Linked DNA regions of Mus musculus: regions 1 and 3 are each linked to region 2. The links are chromatin loops, found by intact Hi-C in ENCODE. Cell type or tissue: left cerebral cortex. All regions are shown on one strand.

Region 1 (2,500 bases), 410 kb before region 2:
CAAGCATGTATGCTTTTTATATCTCTCCAGGTTAGGTTTTATAGCACTCGCCCAGGGTCTGTCCCCAGGGGGTCCGACAAAGCTGCTCCCATCCTCCTGGCAAGCGCTGAGCTACCTGCCCATTCTCATTCCTTCTAAGGTCCAAAACATTCTATTTTCCCTGAATCACTACTGTAGAGGTTTTACTTTAAATTGCTGTCCCATGCTAGATAATTTTCTCACACTGTTAAAAAGAATATGTACTTTGAAAAGATTAATATTTATATTGTAAATATATGCAAAAAACTAAAATGTGTATTTGGCTTTTATTCTTAAATGAGACATTTATGTGACTGTTAGATTAACCATGAGACAGTATCCATTCTAGCTCCATAGCTGCCAAGGACAGAAGCATTTGGCAATTGGGAAGGTCACCAAGAAAGGGAGTTTGGCTGATATAGCAGAAGCCTCCTCCTGTCATGCTCAGGTAGAACACGACAGTCTTGATATTTGTGCTGGACCAATGGGCAGCACAGTAGACAACAAGACAGGAATATTTAGGTACAAACTAGGAGTGGGGCATACTCCTTTAATCCCAACTCTTGAGGTTCAGAGGCTGGAGGATTGCTGCAAGTGTGAGGCCAGCCTGGTCTAAATAGTGAGCTCCAAGACACCTAGGACTACATAGACTCTGCTCCCCCCAACACACACCCCCCCCAAAAAGTTCCCGTTCTAACTACTCAGTGCCTCACTGAGTTTCAAATAATTTTCAAGTCTCCTACTATATATATATATATATGTATATATATATAATATATATATATATATCTCCCTTTAATTAAAAATGCATTCTCTCTGTGATGAACTGTAGCTCAGTCATAGAGTGCTTGCCTAATATGCACAAAGTCCTGGGTTGAACCCACACACAGCCCAGCATAAACCAGGCATGGAGGTACATTGTCACCCCAGCACACAGGAAGCAGAGGCAGGAGAATCAGAAGTTACTCCGGATTCATAGTGAGTTTGAGGCCAGCACGAGCTACATGTGCATCTCAAAAACAGAAAGGGAGGGGCAGAGGAAAAAATAACAACTTCTGATCTTTGAAAAGTTTGCATATGCTTATGAAATCCCAAACTTAAAAATTATTTTTTTTTGTGCACATTAGCATCAGAACCACCAGAGGGAGCTTTGTACGACTCTGTCACGGGTGTTTCTCATGGCTTCTAATCTCTGGCTAATTCTTTAAGCATTCAGTTCTTGTACTAGCCACATTAAATGCTCAGTGGCGGTTAGCACTACATGCTTAGTAGCTGGTGTATCGGGGAACACAAACGTAGAATACCACATCATCACAGAAAGTGCTATGGAACTGCTTTGCTCTGGATTGATGGCAGCTCAGGGTCCTCAGATGGGCGTGACCCCAGGAAGAGTATGCAATTAGAGGAAAGAAAGAAAGATTGGGGTTCAAGGGACGACATCATAATCAAGTCAGGCTCGGGTTCAGGTGCTTGCTTTACCTATGAAGCCATCCCATCGGCCCCCAAATCCTCTTGTTCAGCAGTGGATAAAGCCAGGTCTATTTGTAATACCAACATCTGGGAGACTGAAGAAAGGGGAACCCTGAATTATCATGAGTTCAAGAGCAACCTAAACTATAGACTGAGACCACTCATCTCAAAAAGTAAACTTTTAAATAGAGACTCAACAAAAGAGGTTAAGGGACAGGGCAGAACGAGGAATGACGAGCCAGGCCTGTGATAGGGCATGCAAGGACCATAAAGAATGAAAATGTAGAGAAAATCCAATGCTGGGGGCCAGAACAGCCCAGATTCTTAAACACCAGAGGAGGAATTTTAATAATGTATAGCTGTGTCGACAGATGCAGATGCTTTGCGTTGTGTTTCATGCTTTCTATAAGTTGTAGGTAGCTGCAGTCCAGATGGAGAAAAATACCAGCAACAGAAACAGAACCGTATTTCCTTGAACCCATTGCTGTTTCTTGGTCGACTGACTTGAAATTTTGGTTACACCAGGAATCAGTCATAGGAGGAAGGGTCATTTCACTTGAGGCCAGACTTGAGCTATACTCCCAACTATGAGTCCATCTTGTGGAGCTGCATAGTTAAGTCCCTCCCTGGCTTTAAACAGAAAGGGGAGTGGGGAGGAATGACCACTATCTAGGGATCAGAGGAGAGCATTTTGGGCAATGGAGCACTGCAGCTCAGTGCGTGCAGTCTTAAAGATTAAAGTACACGAGTTATGGTGGTGCTGAATAGTGTTCTAACAGCCTCTGGGAACTGAGGTCTGTCTAAAGCTGCTTTGTTCAGTTCCAGCTTCCTACAGAATATACCACTGGGAGTGAAAATGGCCTGCCTCCAAACGCCGGCCCTTCTCGCTCCCAGTTCTGGTATCTTGGGCACAGGGCAAAATCTCCATGTCCATATTTCCTGGCTTCTATTTCCTCTTTTCTTAGGTTGGAACACTGCTGTAGGGTAACACAGGGACAGAGAATGTTTCTTT
Region 2 (2,500 bases):
TCCTGCTGTCCTGGAACTCGCTATGTAGACCAGGCTGGCCTAGACACCACCATCCAGCATCTGTATTTTAAGACAAGGTCCTTTATTGGACCTGAGAGCTGGGATTACAGATGTTGGAAGCCGTGCCTGAGTTTAAGTAGGTGCTGGATTTTCGGAAAACAGATCTTTAGTCTTTAAGGGCAAGTCATTTACCGACAAGCGATCTCACCAGGTCTTTTTTTTTTTTTTTTTTTTTTTTTTTAAAGATTTATTTATTTATTGTATGTAAGTACACTGTAGCTGTCTTCAGACACTCCAGAAGAGGGAGTCAGATCTCATTACAGATGGTTGTTAGCCACCATGTGGTTGCTGGGATTTGAACTCCAGACCTTTGGAAGAGCAGTCGGGTGCTCTTACCCACTGAGCCATCTCACCAGCCCTTTTTTTTTTTTTTTTTTTAAGGGTGGGGGTTCTCAAGGATCCCACGCTGCTCTTGAAGTTGCTATGCAGTTGATGATGAATTTGGGTTTCTGACCCTTTGCTTCTAGAGTGCTGGATTACAGGCGTGCACCACTAACTACTCCAGGCTAGAGCTCTCAATGACTTATTTCTTATTCTTCTGCCACAGGATCTACGTATGTAGACATATGCTGGCTGGCTGGCTGGAACTCGCTTTGTAGACGAACCTGGCCTGGTATTCACAGAGATCTGCCTCCCCAGAGCAGAGCGACCACACCCACCCTCAACTATTTTTAAGAAACCTGGCCGCAGCTGACAGGTCGTAAACAAGTCTGACCCGCATCCCAAGCTCCGCACAGCGTGCGAGCGGGCTAACGGAGTAGCGGGCGAGCGCAGACACCGGGGCGGGGGTGGAGGGGGTGGGGGCGGAGCCAGCCGAGTGCTGGAGAAAACTAGGTCACAAAAGTAAAGTAGGTCTTTGTGCGGCTCTTTACGACACGTCGTGTTTGGACGGGTCTGGCCGTAAAGCAGGCTCGAGCCGAGCAAGCCAAGGCCGCGGACCAAGCTGCTATGGCGGACATGGAGGACCTCTTCGGGAGCGAAGCTGAGAGCGAGGCCGAGCGCAAAGGTGCGGCGGACGGGCGGGCGGGCGGGCGGGCGAGCTCCGCGGATGGGCACATGGGGCGTCGGGTTGCTTTTCGGCCGGAGGCGCGGCGCCGGGCAACGCGAAGTCCCCAAGCTCTTGCCCAGCGCCCCCTGCATGCCCGGCGGTGCCCGCCTCTCCCGGGGAGACCGCCGCGGAGTCAGTGCCTGGAGGATCAGGGACCGGCCTGGACTCCTGGGGGAGCAGAAGGGAGGACGTGTGGCCTGCGCCCCTCCGTGCATACATGGCCAATTGAAAGGGTGGCTGGCAGTGAATGAGTGGAGACATGTTCAACTGCCCATCGGGCGCGGTAACGCCCCGTGTGAAAGGGCGAGTTGATGGGAGAGTGTAGATGCCCCTGAAGGGTCTGGGAGGGATCAGGTTGGAGTTCTACAGAAGGACTACGCACTGGCGATGGGTGCCCTTGGAGAGCCTGTGCGGAAAGCCAGTTTCCTTGTCTGTGATGTAAGAATGGGGAAACTTGTGGAGTGTTTGGAGAGGAGTGACAGGATTTGGTGATGAATGAATGAATGATGGTTCATGGGGGGCATTTCTGGCACAGGTCTACGAATATCTGAATTTGAGATGTGAATAGAAGAATGAGGAAAGATCCGAGATGAACTTCAGAATTCTTGCAGCCCCCCCAGGCCCAAATTAACTTCTATACATGTCATTTTCCTTGCCCCTCCCCCCATTCGTCACCAACTCCAGTTTGTATGTAATTACTCCAGTTGTGGAGGGAGCACTAAGTAAAAGTACAGAGAACTAAACTCTTCCTGTGCCCGGCTTTGCTCATAGTTTATTCTCTGTGTCTTCGAGGCACAATTCTGTGTACACCTTCCCATGTTTTCCATGAAGCGTTTCATTCATTCAGTAAACAAGGATCCCTATCATCTCCTGGCCACCTTGCTAGGGGTTGGGAATGTAATCATGAGAAGACAGGTTCCCGCTCCCCAGCTTAGTGCTTAACGCTTAGTGCTTTTTTGCATCCACTGGTGAAAGCGTCGTTTAGTAAGATGTACCTGTAGTGCTTTCTCATAGCCACCCATAGCTTAGGGAAGTGGAGTGTACAGATGATTGCAGTTCTACGCTTTCTTCCCCTCCCCTTTCTTCCCTTTTAAAAACTTCTTTTAAGGTCATGGCAGTTTTCTTCCATTTTACCATTGAGTTAGTGGACTCTCCAAGACTGACTTTCAGGGTCTGGTGTCCTGTCTTTGACAACTGCTCTTAGTCTTGAAGTTGCTACGGATGTGACAGGGTAGAACTTGGTAGGTCTGCCTGATTGTCTGCTTACCTGCCTGCGTGCCTCCTTCCCTTTCTTTCCCCCTCTTTCTTCTACTGGATCTGCTGTGTATGTTGCCTTTGTTGGCTTTATACTCCCGATTCCACTTCCTCAGTGAGTGCTGGTCTTAGTTAGAT
Region 3 (2,500 bases), 130 kb before region 2:
TGGAAGTGTGACACCTAGTGATCATGGCCCTTTGTCCCTACTCTGCATCTGTAGCTTGAAGGAGGGATTGGGGGAGGGGGTGTGTGTGTCTGAGATTCACCAAGGAACGGAGCCCAGGGAACTGTTGCTGGAGAGGAGCCGCTGGAGTTATCATTTCTCAAGTTCAATACAACATAAGCAGACCTTCATCCCAGAGGAGAGGACGCCCCTGACCCTTGCTTTTGCTGTCTTACCCCACCACCCCGGCAGTCAGAACTCATTTTTAAAAGAATTTTTCGATTAGTGGGTTGTGAGGCACGTGTGTGTGTGTGTGTGTGTGTGTGTGTGTGTGTGTGTGTGGACGTGGTGTGGCCTCCTGCCCACCAAGTCCAGGGATGCCAAGGGCTGGGCGGTATGGCTTCGACTTCACTAGGCTCCCTTAGAGCCAGGGACTAGAGTTGGGGCCAGCTTGGTCTCTGAGTCTCAGTTTATCCTACCCTCACTCACCCCCACCCCACCCCCACTCCCATCCCCTCACAACCCCCCTCCCCTCTACTGTCCCACCTCCGAGCATCGCCGGTTCTCAGGGAGGGCGCGGTAGGCGGAGCCAGCAGAGTCCGTCACCGCTGCGGTCGCGTCACTGCCGAGGGGGCGGGCCCCGGGCGGCGTTGGGGTCACGGAGGCTGCTGCTGCTCCCGCCCTCCCGTCGGGCCCCCGCATCGACTCACAGTCTCCCGCTTTGCGTTTCTCTCCCGGCTGCATCCGGACGAAGATGGCAACCGATGGGCTGCACGAGAACGAGACGCTGGCGTCGCTGAAGAGCGAGGCCGAGAGCCTCAAGGGCAAGCTAGAGGAGGAGCGGGCAAAGCTGCATGACGTGGAGCGTGAGTGCGAGCAGGGGGTGGAAGGGAAGCTCCCGGCTGGAGTGAACCAAACTCTCCGAGGGGCTGGCGGACCCGCGAAGGACCGGTTCCAGCGTCCGGGGTGGGAGGATGCCGAGCCCCTCCCAGAGGGCGGGTGGAGAGGCGCAGGCTGCAGGTGCCGGCGAGGAGGGACCGCTTCTCTGCCCCTTTCAGGTCCTTCCTTTGCGTGGATTTAGAAGCTCACATTCCCATCTCTCCACTGTCCTTGGGGGCAGGGAGCTGAGTGGCAGAAGGAAGCAGACATGCTTTCTGCGTCCGCCGGCTCAGTTTGCGGTAGGCCCTTTTAGAAGCGTTTGATGGATGCTGCGGCTGACATAAAAGGACTAACGCGGTGCAAATAAACTTGCCAGCAGGCTGGCATTCCAGGGACTCTCGGCCAGAGGAGCGACCCCTTTCTCAGAGCTCGGAGTGGGACCCTGCTTGGGCAGTGGTCTTACCGACTCACCCTCACCCTGCCAGCTCCCAACCCTTACATACTTATGTGCAGTTCCTCCACCCACGGCACACCTCCTCCCCGCCTTCCTAATAGGCCTCAGCCTTTTAAATTCCATTTGGAGAAGGGAACTGGGGTTCAGCGTGAGACCTTTAGTGTTTGATTTCTTCGAAACTTGCTGGAAGTACAGAACCCTGGTTGTGTCTCCCCCAAGGGGCTTAAGTTGGGAAGGGGCTGCAAGCGCCTGTGTGGCTTAGAATTGTGTTCAGGTGTAAGTAGTTAAATTGTTGGGGTTTTGTTTTATTTTGTTTTGTTTGTAACAAGATAAGGTCTGGTGCAGCTAGATTGTTGTCATTTATTTACCCAGTGACCCCAAGAAGCAGGAAGAAGGGAGAGTGTAAACACCGGGCTCTTTTCCTACTTAGGGAGACAGCAAAAAAATTCCCAGAATTCCTCTCTTCCCAACATTTCTATTTGTACTTCATAGGTCATGTGGCCCCTGCCAGGAAGTCTGGAAAAGGGGGGACCCAGGCTGAGCACATTGCCACCCCAAAGTTGAGGAGAAGTAAGGAGTAGTTATCAGAGGCGTGACACAGGGTCTGCCTTCTCAGAGCCTTGTATTCTACAGATAGATGATGGCGTTGCCTCAGGCTTGGTATCCCAGCCTTGGACTTCTCCATTTGACAGCTCAGCCCTGTGGCTTGAGCAGTCTTTTTGAAGTCCTACATAGATGGTCCTTGTGACATGAGCCCCCCACTGTAGCACAGTTCTGCAGCCCACACAGGGAGACTCTTGTCTTGCCTTCTCCCGTCTCCATCTCCTAGAATCCCACTCTGACTTTAGTCTTTCCCAGGCTCTTAGGAACCCTGGCTCTCTCCTGTACCTGGAAGTCCTGCCTTGTATTCTGTCCCATCCCTGACTTCAGCAGACATTTTGATCAGCTTCCAAAAGTCTTGCAGAGGGATCCTGACTCTGTCCCTCCTCCCTCCTCCCCAGCCATGAGTGTATGCACCCTCCTACCTCCTCCTGTTGAACTCTAGGGGCTGTTGAAGAGAGGGCAGCAAGAGGTCTCTGTGGTCAGTGGCTAAGTCACCCCTGCAGTGTCCTTAGTCAGCTCTCTACCCTGGCAATTGTAAGATGTTTGGCGATCTGTAGAGGTCTCTGT

The links. Peaks named below come from ENCODE experiments on the same cell type or tissue, not always from the same donor. Only the 100,000 strongest peaks of a DNase experiment are listed, where the experiment ranks them.
Region 1: a loop joins it to region 2, with 2.4 times the contacts of the local background. A loop is called at or near these places in 6 of 42 quality-filtered maps.
Region 3: it touches region 2 in a loop (5-fold over the local background); 5 of 42 quality-filtered maps call a loop at or near these places.

The regions. Positions count from the first base shown.
Region 1 is chr9:75,032,174-75,034,673 of GRCm38, forward strand. It overlaps Fam214a (family with sequence similarity 214, member A), which reads left to right. Exons shown (of 13, transcript NM_001113283.1): 13 at 1-295. Among named protein-coding and RNA genes, the nearest start is that of Arpp19, 4.3 kb to the right of the region's middle. In left cerebral cortex, a CTCF peak has its summit at 1,166 (motif pointing right); no DNase peak of the experiment used is centred here.
Region 2 is chr9:75,440,570-75,443,069 of GRCm38, forward strand. Leo1 (Leo1, Paf1/RNA polymerase II complex component) reads left to right here and starts at 955. Exons shown (of 12, transcript NM_001039522.1): 1 at 955-1,066. The coding sequence starts at 1,009. In left cerebral cortex, a CTCF peak has its summit at 1,207; a DNase peak (open chromatin) is centred at 935; H3K4me3 peaks cover 1,525 bases; H3K27ac peaks cover 1,137 bases.
Region 3 is chr9:75,313,521-75,316,020 of GRCm38, forward strand. Gnb5 (guanine nucleotide binding protein (G protein), beta 5) reads left to right here. Exons shown (of 13, transcript NM_010313.2): 3 at 752-863. It overlaps Gm19531 (a long non-coding RNA gene), which reads right to left. Exons shown (of 2, transcript XR_379632.4): 1 at 544-2,500. Among named protein-coding and RNA genes, the nearest start is that of Gm19531, 3.8 kb to the right of the region's middle. In left cerebral cortex, a CTCF peak has its summit at 976; DNase peaks (open chromatin) are centred at 126, 680, 1,390 and 1,923; H3K4me3 peaks cover 2,500 bases; H3K27ac peaks cover 1,942 bases.